2 separate regions of the Homo sapiens genome follow, and region 2 is linked to region 1. A link is a loop called in an ENCODE intact Hi-C map of the cell type or tissue named here. Cell type or tissue: heart right ventricle. All regions are shown on one strand.

The links. A loop is a pair of places that touch in the nucleus more often than their neighbours do. Peaks named below come from ENCODE experiments on the same cell type or tissue, not always from the same donor. Only the 100,000 strongest peaks of a DNase experiment are listed, where the experiment ranks them.
Region 2: a loop joins it to region 1, with 1.9 times the contacts of the local background. A loop is called at or near these places in 2 of 110 quality-filtered maps.

Annotation. Positions count from the first base shown.
Region 1 is chr22:46,993,381-47,001,380 of GRCh38, reverse strand. It overlaps TBC1D22A (TBC1 domain family member 22A), which reads right to left. Exons shown (of 13, transcript NM_014346.5): 10 at 3,672-3,747. Among named protein-coding and RNA genes, the nearest start is that of TBC1D22A-AS1, 81 kb to the right of the region's middle. RefSeq lists enhancers at 1-4, 905-1,404, 1,405-1,906, 7,293-8,000. In heart right ventricle, a CTCF peak has its summit at 4,572 (motif pointing right); no DNase peak of the experiment used is centred here.
Region 2 is chr22:46,877,004-46,885,003 of GRCh38, reverse strand. It overlaps TBC1D22A (TBC1 domain family member 22A), which reads right to left. Exons shown (of 13, transcript NM_014346.5): 5 at 6,281-6,351. Among named protein-coding and RNA genes, the nearest start is that of TBC1D22A-AS1, 35 kb to the left of the region's middle. In heart right ventricle, no CTCF peak of the experiment used is centred here; DNase peaks (open chromatin) are centred at 3,413 and 6,257.

The sequences.
Region 1 (8,000 bases):
CCTCCGCCTCCCGGGTTCATGTGTGTGGGTCACTTTATTTGAAAAAGGTGTTTGGAGTTATTAAAAAAAAAAAAAAAAAAAGAAAGAAAGAAAAAAATACAATTTCAGTTGTAACTTCCTCCAGACAAGATTTTGTTTTGCTTCTCACTAGCATTCTGGGGAACTCCAGTATAGAATCATCATAACTGAGGTTCAAACAACCCTGATCCTCTCAGGTTGGAACCTAGATTTTATGAGGGAGTATCACGTCCACTTTGCCCTCACGTGTCACTATTCTGGGTCTCACAAACTGTATGGGCATTTCTCAGATCCCTATCCTGACTAATCGGGTTGGATGCAGGCACTACATGAGGCGCCCAAACCACAACCAGCTTTGGGATGATTTTTCTTCTGCATCAGGAAACACACACCCAGAACACTGGTGGCTTTAGAGCTGGGCATACCTAGCCAGGTCCTAGCTTCACTCTGGCCCAGGAAGTCCTTATTTTGTAGATAGCAATTCAATGCTTTTAAGACATTTATTTTTCTTTCCTTTTTTTTTTTTCTTTTTGCTTTGTTGGCTTAATTTAAAAAAACAAAAAGGTCTTATCCAGTGGGAAATGTGGTTGAAATTATCTAGCCTGCCACGACTGAAAACGCACGTTCCTCCTACTCTCACCTTTTTCTTTCACTCCAAATTCAGTGGCTCCAGTCACCCTCTCTGATTCTGTGGGAACTCATACAATGTCTGTCCCGAAGGATACAGGGGGCTTCCCAGGGAGTTCCCCATCTGCGGGCTTGCCTGTCGCTTTACTCCCTGCCCAGCACACACCCTCGAAGGCTGCCGCCCATCCTCCTTTCCACGCGGCTTCCATTACAGACACAGCCCTCTCTCTTCATTCTCAGCACCTTCGTGTCTCCACGGCAGACTTTTACTAAAGGTTTAGGGATGACAAAGAAGGGTCACAGTACTACTCAAGATAGGAAGAAACTACTCAGAAGTGCTTTTGAGAGATTCTTTCACAACTCCTTACCACAAGAAAACAAGAGTGATGCAGCCCCTCTTCCGATCTGCCCTCTCACCCCTCACCAGGCTTCCCTCCATCCCCAAGACCTCCCCCTCCTCCAGCTCTCTGCTCGCTCCTGATGAGCCCTTATCCTCGCGCCACCACTGCTGAAACTTCCGCTTGACTTTGCAGAGCAATTCGGCTCTTTTCTGAACTATTCCCATCTGGGCAATGCCCTCAAAACCTCTCCATTCTTAATCAACGAGTCCATGAAGATGTTTTCCTTCACTGAATTATCAAAATTTTCTGAAATAAATGCTGTCCTTCTCCTAAAACGCAGAAAAGAGGGAGAGGCTTGGTTTTTGTTTTTGAGATGGAGTCTCGCTCTGTCACCCAGGCTGGAGTGCAGTGGCACGATCTCGGCTCACTGCGAGCTCCGCCTCCCGGGTTCACGCCAGTCTTCTGACTCAGCCTCCCAAGCAGCTGGGACTCCAGGCGCCTGCCACCACGCCCGGCTAATATTTTGTATTTTTAGTAGAGACAGGGTTTCACCATGTTAACCAGGATGGTCTCGATCTCCTGACCTCGTGATCCGCCTGCCTCGGCCTCCCAAGGTGCTGGGATTACAGGCGTGAGCCACCGCGCCCGGCCTGAGAAGCTTTTTTTTTCTTTAAGCAATTTTTTCTTCCTAGAATATCCTCTGCCCTTAATAAAATCTTTACAATCCCTGCAAAAAGTTCCAACCCACAAATCCTTTCTCTAGGAGGCAAGTGATGAAACAGGTGAGGGGGAGCTTCACGTGGCCGAGACCTGCAGATGCTTCTCCCAAGTTTGCTCAGGGATGATGGCGCCCACCAGTCTGAGAGCTCAAACGCGAGAAATTCTGTCTATTTACTGCTTTAGCAGCCTGGGTATTCTTATTATGAGGCCATGATAGAAATTCCTTAAGGTTTCATTAGAAGAACAGGAACAAGTTAGACAGTTTAACCTCTCAACGGCAACACACATCTTTCTCTGTTGTGAAGCACTGATCCTTTAAACAAAAAATTGCCATATGAAAATGGCCTACTCAGAGACTGCGCTGAAAATAAAAATATGATTTACTAAAAAGTACAGATTTCGTTGGGGTTCCTTTGGTTATCGCTGCTGCTCTCTTAAACAATCATCCAGCGAATCCGCAATGTGCTTCTTTCTGAACCACAGCACCAGAGAAAATCAATTCAAGTATTTCCCAAACTGCAGCACCGGAACAAACGAGCACTAACCACAACTTTCTAACCTCCACGAAAACACGAAATACGCCTTCCAAGGGACACAAGCGGAAAAGGAGGAACCTGCTCAGAACGTGTAATTCACATCTACTGCAAATCATACTTCAGAGGAACGTGTAATTCACATCTACTGCAAATCATACTTCAGAGAACTCAGTGAGGCTGGGGAATGCTTGTGAAAGTGCTGGCAGGGAAAAGAACCCAGCCGCACCCAAACAAGACCGCGCGGTGGAGCGTGCGGTGAGCGCACATGAACGCACTGACGGAGGCAAAAACGGTATTTTTAACAGATGATGGGTTGAAAAGCAGCTAAACGTAACACTGAAAGTATTATCAGAAGAACTGCAGACAACTTCATAATATGGAAATTAGGTAATCACCATGAGACACAGAGTTAAAAATCAGATTCAATCAAGGAACAAAATGGAGTTTGTAATTTGTAGGAGTCCATTTTAGAATATCACTCAGCAGTTTCCCAAACCGAGCGCCCTTCCCGTGAAGACTGCTGTTACGGCCTTCTGTGCTAAAGGCGCAGGGAGGGGAAAAGGCACAGTGACCGGCAACGCTCAGCGGGCAGGGCCCTGCAAGGCACGTGGCCAGGGCTAAGTTTCCAACAAAGTGCAATTTGTCTCCACATTCTGTGAAATAATTTGCCAAGCGCGCATGGGACTCTTTGTGAAAGAGCATGTCTCTTTTCCACACCTCATCACTGACCAGCTGGTATCACAAATACATGCCCGGTTCTGCTTGGCATCACTTAGTTAATGCTCTGTTCATTAATTTAACAAACTATCAGGAGAATATGCCTGGAACGGGCAAGCATTATCTCTCAGCTTCCATTTAATTAAACTCTGCTATTGTAATATGACAGTCAGCACATCGCAGGGGGGATTATTTTAAAGATGAAGGCAAAAAGTATTTCAAAGCCCCCACTTAAACATGAAAGCACAATCTAAAATTGCCTGAGCACATACTATAATTTTTCTATAATATTAAAGATGTTATTTCCAGACTCAGTAATTAGTTAGATTCCATGGAGAAATTATTCTAGCATCCTTGATAGAAAAATGATGCACAGAGGCAGGGAACAGAGTACCGAAGGACCACCATAAACAACCATCCGTCACCTAGATTATGACAATCACCAGGCTTAATAAGGAGTGAGCACTGCCTGCTTTGGGTGCACACTCACTACTGTCCTGCAAAGTGAATGTACTGAATTCTGATGATATCCCCTTAATAAGAAGAAATAAGAGCAGCTCACGCACCAGCAGCTGTCTCAGAAGGATGCCCATGAGGGATCCTGAGCAGGCCAGGATGCTGCCGGCGGATGAGGACAGCTCCCTGTCCCACCGAGGGCTGAGGGCCACCTCCCCCCGCCCACAGAGAGGGGCTGCGCGGGAAGCTGGCTTACCATCAATCCGGCTCACGAGTTCTTCTAACATTTTCACTTTCATTTGAATCCCAGGTTGGGCAAAGGTGTAGTTGTCCTAAGGAAAAAAGAATAATGTGAATCATATGCATATAAAATAAAACAAACTTTCCAAAAGGGAAAAAGGCAGCTGGGATAAAGTGAACAGCTTTATAATAGGACGAATTCACAAACAGAGATTTTATCTCGAGAAACACACAAGTGGATGCACCCTGCACAGCACAGCGCCGCTGACTGCTATTTTGAGAAGGGAAAGGCCAGTATTTCCCGATGTCAGGTGATAAGCACGTGCATCTCAGGGAACACTGAATGGTACATTTCTATTTGTAAATGTAAGACACTTACATCTAAATTGAAAAACAGGCATCCATGGGCATAGCTCATTGACCAGAACCGTCTGTGGGAACTGACCACCTCGCTGGCCACCTGGACCCTAAGCACTCAGCCCTGCCGGGAACCAACGGCAAAGGTGCCCGGTGCTGACAGCACCATCATCGTGGCCACAGTCCAAATGCTAATGACACAGTCACTGCATGGGTGAAAACAGTGGACATGTGACTTTACTCTCAGAGATATAGTTGGGTGAACTCAGGTGAAGTTCAGACACTAACATAGGAAGGTCTGCATAGCATCAAAGGGAAGGGGGCCTGGGCAGTTTCAAGTCAAACAGCCCAGGAATGGGGCCCCAGCTCTAGGACTCAGGAGCTGTGTGACCTTGGCAAGTAACATAACCTCTCTGGGCTTCCGTTTCATTACCAATAACATGAGAGTAATAACACTGCCTTCTAGGACTCAGGGAAACAAACAAGTGGAATGTGGAAGAGATTTCAAGACACAGCAGGTACCGGGGCAGTGACAGGTCCATTACTCCTGCTGTCACCACCTAAGGGAGCACACACATGACACTAGGGGGTGCTGCCTCATCCCACAGCAGGAACATGAAGAGGCAGCTCCCATCAACAAGGGAAGGGCATTCCCTATGGAGGCTGCCCTTTGGGCCTCAGCCGGTGGTCGGGGGCATTTTCAGAAGGAGGGTTTCAACCAGACTCGTGGTTAACAGACTTAAATCTATACCCAACAGCAGTGAATGTGGAAGGCAGAATAATAACCAGCCCCAAAGATGCCAAGGTTCCACTCCCTGTAACCTGTGGATGTGTGGCCTTACATGGCAAGGGGAACCAGGGTTGCAGGTGGAACTAAGGTTGCTAATCCATGAACCACCCGTGGAGAAAGGAGAATCGGGAGGCAGCGAAACAACGGGCACTGTGCCTGGGGCTCCTGTGGGTTCTGGCCTACGCTTCCAACTCTTTAGTGAGCACACAGGGCCTCTGGCCCGGCCAGCACTGGGAGATGACTGCCTGTGGCAGCTCTGCCCTCAGGGAGTGACACTGGGGATGGCCCCATGAGTCTCAGCTAGGGGAAGCCAGGCAGGCCACTGGCCTCAGTAAGGGCACAGGTAATGCAGTCTTGGTCCAAACAGGAGGTGCTGGGCACAGGCAACTGCAGCTCACCAAGTGGGCTCGGGCCACCAGGCAGGTGCTGGCTCGTAGCAGGCAGCATCAGGGCAGCCTTTCCGACAGTGGGGGATGATCTGCTGCCTGTGCGCCTGAGGGGGCAGGGGTCTGCAGGCACCACCTGGCAGGAGGGAGGTGCTGCTTTGCGTGGCAGCGGGGCAGGTCTACACGGGCAGCTGTCCACGTGGCACCCGGCATTCAGAGCCCAGGAGGGAAGTCGAAAGACTGATCTGGGCTTGATACTGATACTCCTTTTCCATAGGCTCAGGACTGGAAAACGGTTCAAGCACAGAATTAAGGGTGAGAAGTAAACCAGAGAGTGGTGTGGCAGCCTCCAGTACAGAGAGGTTCCTCGAGGTGGTCAACCAGGCAGGCCTCCCTGTGCTGTGAGGGGACGCGGCCACAGAGTTCACAGAATCCGCAGGTGGAGGAAGGGTGACAGGGCACACAGCAAGGGTGTCAGCCCTCGGGAGGCCCCAGTGACGTGGAAACAGCACTCACAGAACCCCCAGCTCCAGAACCCAGGAGGTGACCCCAGGTAAGACAAACGTGGAGCTGAGCGACTGCCTTCGGGCCAGCAGCATTCCCAAGTCTGGAAAGTCAAATGTGAACACACGCAGCCAGCACTCTCTACGTTTCTCTCTCACACACACACACACACACAAAGTGCGTGCACACACGCAGAGCACACATGACATCTCCTAACAAGAGCAGGCATGGCAGCCACTGTGGCACAGAACACAAAAAATGCCTACGAGGCCCTAAGGATTTTTCTTTCCCTAGAAATGGAAAATGAGCCGAGTCAGACCTGCCGGCTTGCTGAGGGATTTCTCCCAGGTGGATTTCAAGTGACAGGCTCTGGATTCCAAACTGTCACATCTCTGAGGGCAGAACCACGAAAACTCCGTTTGCCACCTTCACTTAGAATGACGCCAAGGCCCTCCGGTGACCTTGTGTAGCAGGAGGGATGGGCTCCGGGGAGAGGATCTCTGGAGTGACTGCTCCCGGGCCTGGGGATGATATGTTTCCTAGATGTCGTGGGCTGATTCAGGGAGAAGCTTGGAGGCCTCCTGAATTTGGCTGTCCAAAATACGGTGTTTAATGGGCAGGACTTTTAGGCCCTGAAGGAGCTGCGATGGTGTCAGTGAGACCCAGGCACCTGTCCGGCTGAGAGGGAGCCGCAGCAACAGCTAAGGACAAATTGTGAGCTTTCGTATATTTGAAATTTAACAGGAGTAAGAAATTTTGGCTCCAGACTTGAATTCCTTTGACTGTCATCATCTTTGGTCCTGAACTTGCAATGGTTAGCCTTTAAGACTTAATTTCTCCCCAGAGATTGGATAACAGGAGCACACTGATGTTAAAATTTAGGGCACACTGTGTGTTGCAAGTTTACATCATGTAATTTAACCTCGTGGAGGAATTCTGATGAGCCCGGTTGAACAATATAGCTGCACAGAATTAAGGGTGAGAAGTAAACCTGAGAGTGGTGTGGCAGCCTCCAGTACACAGAGGTCCTAAGATTATTTAATGAATGTCCTATTCCGACAAATTCCGGAGCCATGGGGAGCACATTCTAACCACCCCATTGGTCTGTCCTGAGGGACTGCGATCTCTTCCACTCCAAGAGAGGCCACGTCCCTGGCTGTCCAGGTCCCTGATGGTTATGTGAATAACAGACAGACCTGGAGTCAGCTTGGAGCGCAGCTGCTGCCTCTCCTGGACTTGCTCTAGCCGCAGAAATGCTCGCCCCATGGAGGCCAAAACGGGGAGAGGCGAAGGTGGGTTCAGCCCCTTGCACTTCTCAAGAGGCTCCACAGCAGGTGGGCAGGGCCCGGCCCTCAACACTGGCTCTGATGGGGTGGGTGAGCCTGATGGGTCCTGGGATCAGTCAGCCATTCGGTGGCTCTCCCACTAAGACAGGATTTTAGGCTCTCAGTTAGCAGAAATAAAAGTTATTCTTTGCCTCCATCTGGCACAGTTTTGTTTTATTTCTCAATTTGTTCAAAACCCAGGTAGGGAAGACGGATTCTCAGAAATCCAAACAATTAAAAAAAAAGAATGACACCTGAGAGCCAATAACGAAAAGGTCTGCATTTTGAAAGAGAAAATGTTTGCATTTTGAAAGACCTGCAAAGACTGACAGCTATGGCCTCGGCATTCTGGCTTCAGGCTAGGGGCGGAGAAGGCCAGCCTTCAGAAGGCTGTAGCAGGGACGCCCGGCCCCACCCCCCGAGGGCGAGGCGCCAAGGCTAAGACACAGGGGGGTCGGTCTGGGCCCTCCTGGCTCCTGGCTCGGGAGGTGAGCCCAGCCTGCAGAAGGCCCCGCTCTGGGGCCAGGAAGCCTTCAAGGGCACTCTAAGGAGGCAGACACCGTGGCCAAGGAATCCAGAGCCAGGTGGCTGAGGAAAGGAGGGAGAAAAGAATGTCCCATGGCCCTCGCAGCAGCCTGTCCCAGGGAGGCACTGACCGCCCAGGCCCTCCCAGCAGCTGCCCGCAGGCTGCACCAAGGCCCCTGGGTAGATCACAGGCTCTGTCTGCTTAAGGCCCAGAAACCAGATTTGCCCTCGGGACACCCCAGCCCAGCACCCCGCCTCCCACACCTGGCACCCAGATCACCTGTGCTGGTGAACACGTACCTGGGCAGCAAAACAGGAACTAAGCAAGAATCCTCTACACTTATAAAAATGTCATTAGTAATAATATTAACATTATTCCCTTCATAAAAAGTAAGTATGCATGTCCTTTCCAATTGAGATCTGGTATCTTTAAAAAAGGATATAATTTATAAAACATA
Region 2 (8,000 bases), 120 kb after region 1:
ACTTCCAATTGCTTCTAATCATGCCCAGCATAAAAGCCCAGGCCCTGCCTAGGCTGACGGCTCCTGCGGGCCTGGCCCTTCCTGCCTCTCTGACCAAGAGGCCGAGACTCGTCACTCACCATGGCCCCTCCCACTTTTACTTCGCTGCTTAAATGTTCCTTAAATGCCACACCTCTCCTGCCTCAGTGCCCCTCTCTGAACTTACTCTTCCTCTGCTAGGACCCATTTCATCTAGATCAGGGGTCAGCAAACTGACCATCAGCCAATCCTGCCCACCCATTTTTGTAAATAAAGTGTTATGGGAACACAACTATGTGTTTTCCTTTATACAGATTCCCTGTGGCTGCTCTGGGCCACAATGGCAGAGATTAGCTGCTACAGACCACAGGGGCCACCAAGCCCAGGGTGTTGACTGGCTGCCCTTTCGAGGACAGCCGCTGGCCGCTGCTCTCAGTCTGTGCAGGGCCAGCAGCCGCCTTTCCACAAGAGCACCCTCTCTCGGTCTCCACCTCCCCGGCTGTGGGAGGAGCCCACGGCACTGCTTCCTGTTACTTACTGTTCTCCCTCTTCATCACCTGTGTCTGGTGGGCACTATTCCCTGATGGGAAACACAGTGAGGGAACGGGTAAGCCCTCTCCACAGAATGAACCAGACAGGAATGCACCCCCAGGCACCTGCTTAGCTGCCTCCCTTGCTCCTCTAAGTCCCTGCTCAAAGTCACCTCCTCAGTGCGGCCCACCCTGACCGCTACCCACCTACTTCAACAGCCCCTTCCCCTCCTCGGCCCTCACCATCCCACCAAGCTGATCCCAGCCCTTTTCCTACAGCACTCCTCACATTCCACAGCACATCAAATCTACTTCTCGGTGTATTGTTTGTCTTCTCCCACCAAAATGTGAGGTCCACGAGGGCGGAATGTTCGTCCAAGGGCTTGGAACGCTGTTTGCCCCACAACGGAACCTCAGTCCTTCCTCGCTGAGTGCAAGAGTGATCACGACGTGCAGAGATCCTGTCAGACCCAAAGGTGGCCACAGCCCTGAGACTCAGGGAGAAAGATGCGTGTGCTCACTTGGGACAAGTAAGACCAAGCATACACTTCTGGGTTTGGTTTTGATAGTGGAGAAGACAGAGGTGGAGAGAAAGAGACGGAGCACAGAGGACACAGGGAAATGTGTCCGGGTTGGCTAGGGGCAAGGCCGGAAACAGAGCCTGGCCAATGATGGGTGTGAAGCTGTGTGCAGCAGCCAGGAGAGAAGGCCTGTGTGCCAGTGAAGGGGCCCAGCCTTCAACACAGGGCAGCGTGGGCCAGCAGGGGTGATCAGCTAGGCCGTGGTGTAGGCAGCCTGACATCAACTGCGTTCAGTGGCAACAAAAAATCCATAGTGAACTTGCAAGAGGGCTCTCAGAAATACTTCCCACTCCCCAAAATGTAAATTAACTTGAAACACAAATTCTAAAAGGCAAGCACGTCATCATCGGAATGCAGGCAATAAAAACCCTACACGTGCTCCTGACACTCCCATCCCTAAAGGAAAACACACATATGCAAGTTGAGGCCTTTCAATAATTAAGCAAGACTAGAAATTATGCAAATGAAATACATTCAAGTATGCAATGAATTTTAAATGACAGAACTACAGAAAACTTAATTGCTGTATTAGCATGCTATAAAAACACTCATCATAAATGTAAAACAATGCATGCATATACTTATATCTAAATTGTCCCGGTGACACAAAAATCAAATTGTTCCCTCCCACTGTGTTCCTATGCAAACCTACCTCAATAAACTGCAAAAACAAAGATAATACTGGAGCTTCACTCATCATTTTTAACCATTAGACTCACTAATGCAAATGTTCGATGTTTAAGTAGTTTTTGTGCCACGTTTCTGAAATACTTATTTAAAAAAGAGCCAGAAATATGATTCTGTATAGCAGTAATTTTTAAAAAGTTACTACCCTGCTTGCATAAAATGTAAACATTAAGTAGTATTACTAGTGGCTTAATGGTATGTTCTAGACTAGATGTTAGTTTTTCATAAATGCCAAGTCATGTTTCTCGTCCTTCTTCATTGAAGTGGCACTGCCCACTCATCAATTAAAAATAAGGCTACTAGAATCATGTTAATGACAAATCATAAACACAATGAAAAAGAGTCATGATGTTTGCCAGACCCTGAAATAGGTTCCCATTCAAGCACAGCTTTGGTTATCTGCCTCTTTGGTTATCTGCCTTTTTAAGCTGGACAAATGATAAATTCTCAATTCTGGGCGTAACTGTTAACCTCTGGATCCTGGAAGGACTCACAGACTGGGATAAATCCCTCCCATCTTACCCTGCTCACCCGAACCCTCCCAGACAACACGCTCATGGCTCTCAGCGAGTCTCACTCAGCCTCTCTCCTCCAACGCAGGCCCTCCAACGCCCCAGGCCAGCTCTCCTGCCCTGGTACCTCAGCCCAGGTGTGTGCTGCCTGCAGTGGCGGGCATAGCGCATAACTTTCAATGACCTGCTTCCCAGTTGGCTCATGTATGCCCCACCTTGCCCCACTGGAGCCTGAGTGTCTTAGAGCAGCCGTCTTCAGCCCTGGGCACACGTGAGAACCCCCAAGAACCGACGTAACAGTATTTCCTGAGCTCCAAAGGTGATAATGACATGTGACCAGAATGGAAACCCACAGGTGAAGAAGGCAGGCCTGAACCTCCCACACCCTCGCCTCCCATTCCCTGCCTAGCCGCAGGGTAGGCACTCTGTGGACTGCATGGTTCACAGCATGCTAGAGTCAGTCAACACCCTGATGCCTGAGTCCACCCTAGAGATTCCAATTTGCTTCGTGGGCCCGGACACCAGGATCGGGAAAAGCTCCCAGGAGAGTTGAATGGGAAGCCAGGTTTAAACCTTGGGATTCAGGGAATGATAAAGAGGCATCCTTGATTGGGGAGACCCCTTCCCTGCTGAGTTCCCAGTACCCACCATTGTCCCAGAGGTTCTTGTAACCCCAGCACCTGCAGAGGGCCTGGCTGAGGGCAGATGTGTGAGCAGCACATGCTGACTCAGGGATGGGTGACTCGCATTGTGCACTGTGCTCCCAGATCTCTCCTCTTACAGAAGGCCCAGAGCCATGGTGCAGCATGACTGCCTGGGGAGCTGGATGGCATCAGTGCTCACCAACACAGGGCATGGAGCATGGCAAATGCACAGTGAGCACTTGTTCCCGGAAAAAGAACCAACGCTTGCCCCCTACTCTAGCTGCCAGAGTCCTCTTACTCCACCCCTGTAGCCTTTGGCCCCTCAACTCCCTTACCTGTCCCTTCCCAGTTCTTCCTGTCCCAGCTCTAGTCCCCTCCCAAGAGCCTGCCAAGAGCAGCCTCCCCTTACAACCAGCACTGCTCCTACGAGCCAGACACTGGGCAAGAACAGCCTGTTCCCTGAGTTGCCTGCCACACGCCTGTCCACAAGAATCTCTGAATGCGTGGTCTGACGCACGGCAAGCACTCAGTAAGGGACAGACACAGGGCAGCAGTGCACTGGGAGCACAGGAATAAGATCCTGAGAGAATGGGATCCGTCTCCACGTAGCCTAGGTCTGTCGGGGTTGGAGGGGGCAAGAGAAAAAGGCAGGCCTTCTACTATCTGTTCTGCAGGCCCCAGGGGGACGACTTGGTCTTCTTCCCTGCCTGCTATTTCCCAGCACCCGACACAGTGCCTAAAACACAAAGTGCTCAATAAATGCCAATGGATGAATGAATGGATGAATGAATGAACCAACCAACGGCTCTTTCAAGGCTTTACTCTTCCAGAAACACAGGCTCACCACTCCCAGTTTCTCCTTCAGAATAAAACCCAAGCAATGGGGTGGGTAGGGATGGCAGTAGGGCGGCTGTCACCTGGTCTCCTCTTGGGCCCCTCTACCCCAGCCTGTGTTCCTGCTTGTCCCACCCCTACTGTGTGCCCCAGCTCTCATGGCCTCCCCACTTCCCACTAGCAGAGAGAACACTAACAACACTTTTGAGATGCCACGTAAGATGCCACCTTCCCCAAGAAGCCTTACTTGGCATCCTCATGAACCCTTTCTTAGCACCCAACATTTGCAACGACAAGCTTTGCTCCCTGATCTAACATTTATTTCCTACTCATCTGTCAATCCAAGCCCTGAGAGGGCCAAGAACCACCACGTTCATCCGTATCCCTTGTGACTGCAAGTCTCCACACCCTCCCCTCCTTCCCCACCTGCCATGGCCATGCAGATCCCAGGTGTGAAGTCCCCTCTTAGCAGAAGCTGACCCTCTGTACTAAACTGCCCCCACGCTGTGGTACTCCTCCACCCCCTGGTTCATACTCGTGTCCTGTCCATCCTATAGCATGCAGTCTGGCCTCCACCACCACTGTCCCACCACAAGTCTGCAGCACCCGACCTCCTCCTAATGGCAGGCTAGTGTCTAATTCATCTCCGTCTCCCAAGCAAAGGCCCCTGCAAGCTATGATGGTTAAAGGACTACATGTGCCTGTCCCTTCATAAGTCAACGCTCTGAGAATGCTCAGGCTTTCTCTTGTGAAGGAAAATGCTTGGGCCCCCAAGATCACTATAAAAAACTCAAGCTAGAAACTGCTTAGGGCAAACCTGCCTCCCATTTTATTCAAAGTCACTCCTCTGCTCACTGAGACAGATGCACACCTGATTTGCCTCCTTTGGAAAGGCTAATCAGAAACTCAAAAGAATGTAACCATTCGTGTATCACCTATCTGTGACCTGGAAGCTCCCTCGCCACTTCTTACATGTACTGATGGATGTCTCATGTCTCCCTAAGTGTATAAAACCAAGCTGTGCCCCGACCACCTTGGGCACATGTCGTCAGGATCTCCTAAGGCTGCGTCGCCAGTGCGCCCTCAACCTTGGCAAAATAAACTTTCTAAATCAACTGAGACCAGTCTCAGATCTCCTGGGTTCACACTCTCACTTGCCTCGCCGGGGTTCCTGGGTCAGACTCCACCTACACCCACCTGCCCTCCTGTCCACAACCAGCAGAGTGGGGCTGTCACCTCCCCTTGTGCTCCTCTGTCTACTGAAATCAGAGTGTCCATGTCCACATCAACCCCTGTGCTACACACATTAGGGAAGCGGAACCACAACCCGCAGAGGCTGAGAATTAGAGGAGAAAGCACAGTATAAAATAACTCACATGAGACTTTCCCCCTAGACACGGCACATCCTTAATAAATAGAAAACGGCAATTCGGTGTTTTCATCATAACTTCCTACAAACCAACCTGAGAAGTCTGCAACCTATCTTAGGGGACATTTAGAAAACTGGATATAAACTGGAAAACTAGGTTAAAATAAAAAAGCACAAAACAAAAACATAAGCAATGGCAGCAAGTCTAATTTTAATTGCAAAAGAATATTTAATCAATAAATATTCGCTGTTCAGAGCTGCGTCTGCATTTAGGATTACGAGGTACTAAGCTGCAAACTTATTAAGGCTCATTAGCCAGAAAGAGTCTTAAATACTAAAAGTCAGACCCAGTTTAGAGTAAACACTTAGAGCTCCCTATTGACTTAGCTCCAAAAATAATGAAAAAGGAAAAGAGAAGAAAACTGTCTATAAACAATTCTGAAATGGTGGGCAGGGCCAAACTCACTTCCAACGGCAAGCCTGAGCTAAGTGTACGAGGGCATTGCTGATGTCACCACCGCCTACCCCAACCTTTCCCCAAGGACTTCCAGACCGGCAGCTGAGCGCCAGAGCTGCGGCAGCCAGAACTCCACACTCCACCACAGAAACACAAACCACTTCTCTCACCCACAGAAACACAAACCACTTGTCTCATCCATTTCTTCTCTTTTCCTAACAGCGCTACTAATACTTACAAAAAAAAAAAAAAAAACTTGGTCAAACATATGTCCTTGTTTTCAGCATATTTGAAACAAATTTAAAACATATTTCCCTGTTTCAACTCCTCGGAGTTGAAACAACCATCTATGCTGAAACCTTTCTATATCACAGGCTGGAACATAGAAAGATTTTCTAATAAAATCTGAGGAAAAAATATAGTTGTCATAATTATTACCTATTCTTGTTTTCTGCCAGTCCTGTCAAACCAAGCTTAAAATTAAGCAAAGAATGGAAAATGTCAGCTTAGCCATAGCAAAGGCCTTTATCACTGCAACAAAGCCAAGGCAAACCCGTGGGCTGTGGCTGTCAGGCCCTACTCAGGCCAGACGCCTGCAGTCCCTGTGCACAGGAAGGAGGCGCTGATGGGCGGTGCGGTGGGACTTACTGAGAGGAGCTTCCACGTCATTGGACGCACTGGCTTAGGGATTCCGGACCAGCTCAACCTCCGTAATTCCTCTGTTGATGAAAAAAGAGACAAGGAAAAACAAGATTTGCAAAAGGTTAGCAAACCTCCCCAGTGCTTTAACACATTCCACCTGTTTAATTAGGAGGCAAGGAGCCCCATAAACAAATTAAACTAAATCATCAACATTTCAGATACGATTGATTTCAATATCTGAGAGAAGGTAAGTGACCATTCTATTCAAACCAAGCTACAGGTTACCTGTTTACAACAGAATCCTGGAGCTACCCTGGAACACGTGAGGCCCCATGATCCCTTCCTCCTTCAACCAGAGAAGTCCAGAGTACACTGGCCTCCTTCCCTCCCACCTCCTTCTCTCTCTCCCTCCCACCTCCTTCTCTCTCTTCCTTCCCCCCACTCTCTCCTGAAGGCTTTTTCCCCAACCTGATCATGTTAATTGGTTTTCCTTTCTTTCTTCCATCTCAACTTTCTATATGCTATTTAAGCATACATATATGATGTGGTTTTTCTCACTACTGGTTTTGAAAGAAATTGTTTCACGGAGATAAGCTTGTCTTTATACACCATTAATTAAGGATGTGGCCATATTCTACACAGACAACAAAGTCTTCAAGGTAGTCTAATACAAGTCAATGAGGCTTTATAAATACCTACAAGTAGAAAAAAATCACGAGTAGGGAGGCGCTGGCCAGAGGCAGAGGGGTCCTGGAGCAAGGTCCAGCACCTCCAAGGGCAGGGAAGGACAAGCATCAGGCAGAGGGGTAAGGCTGTGGGCCCTGCATTCCATCGACCTTCCGAGTCTCCTTGAGTGTCTCACTCCCATGCCCCAAATGGCAAGAGAATCCATTTCAATGTCTAGGTATAGCAACACTTGTCCAATCCCATGGAAACTCAAGTAATTATTTCTTTCCTTTAAGTTAGGAATCTACCATTAGGTTGTTTTCCTAACAGCTTGGAGCTAATGATTAATAACGGGAATAAAAGAAATGATTAAAGAGAAGACTTTGCTAATATAATCAACAAAATACAAAGTCCTGACATCTAATCTTTTTCCAATTACTAAAGTCTAAGTAAAATAAGTACAGAATAATTGGGCGATAGTCGCAGCAATAACTTGCATTTTACAGCAATCTCAGAAAATATCAAATCTTCCCCAGTACCCTAAGGATATTATGAAAAGCAGGAACCTCATATCTGAACACCAATAATGTAATGTTTACCGACCATGTTCCCAGTGTCTCTCCCTCGGCATAACTCTGGTTTTCTGATTATGGTTTACGAGAAAAAGCTGAGAGGAAACTCATTCGTTAATGTTCTCTGAACCTCTCTCCTCACTGGAAGAAATTCACAAAAATTCAAAAATCCTGAATATACATAATGAGACAAGCCTCAAACTCTGCTCAAGCTTTGGTGTTAAAAGAGAGCTTTCATACATATTATCTTATTTGATCCTCAAAACAAGCTTGTGTTACTTAGGGCTGTGATCACTATTGTATATGAAAGAGCCTCAGAGAGGTTAAGTGACTTGACCAAGGTCACACAGGAACTAAGCAACCTTCAATACCAGGGTCTGTCCACTACGTCCCTTCCATTCTTAAAAAGACTTTTGTAGCACAGACAAATCTCACTTCTGAATACAGACAAAAAGATCCAAAATAAAATCTTAGTAGATCAAAGCACA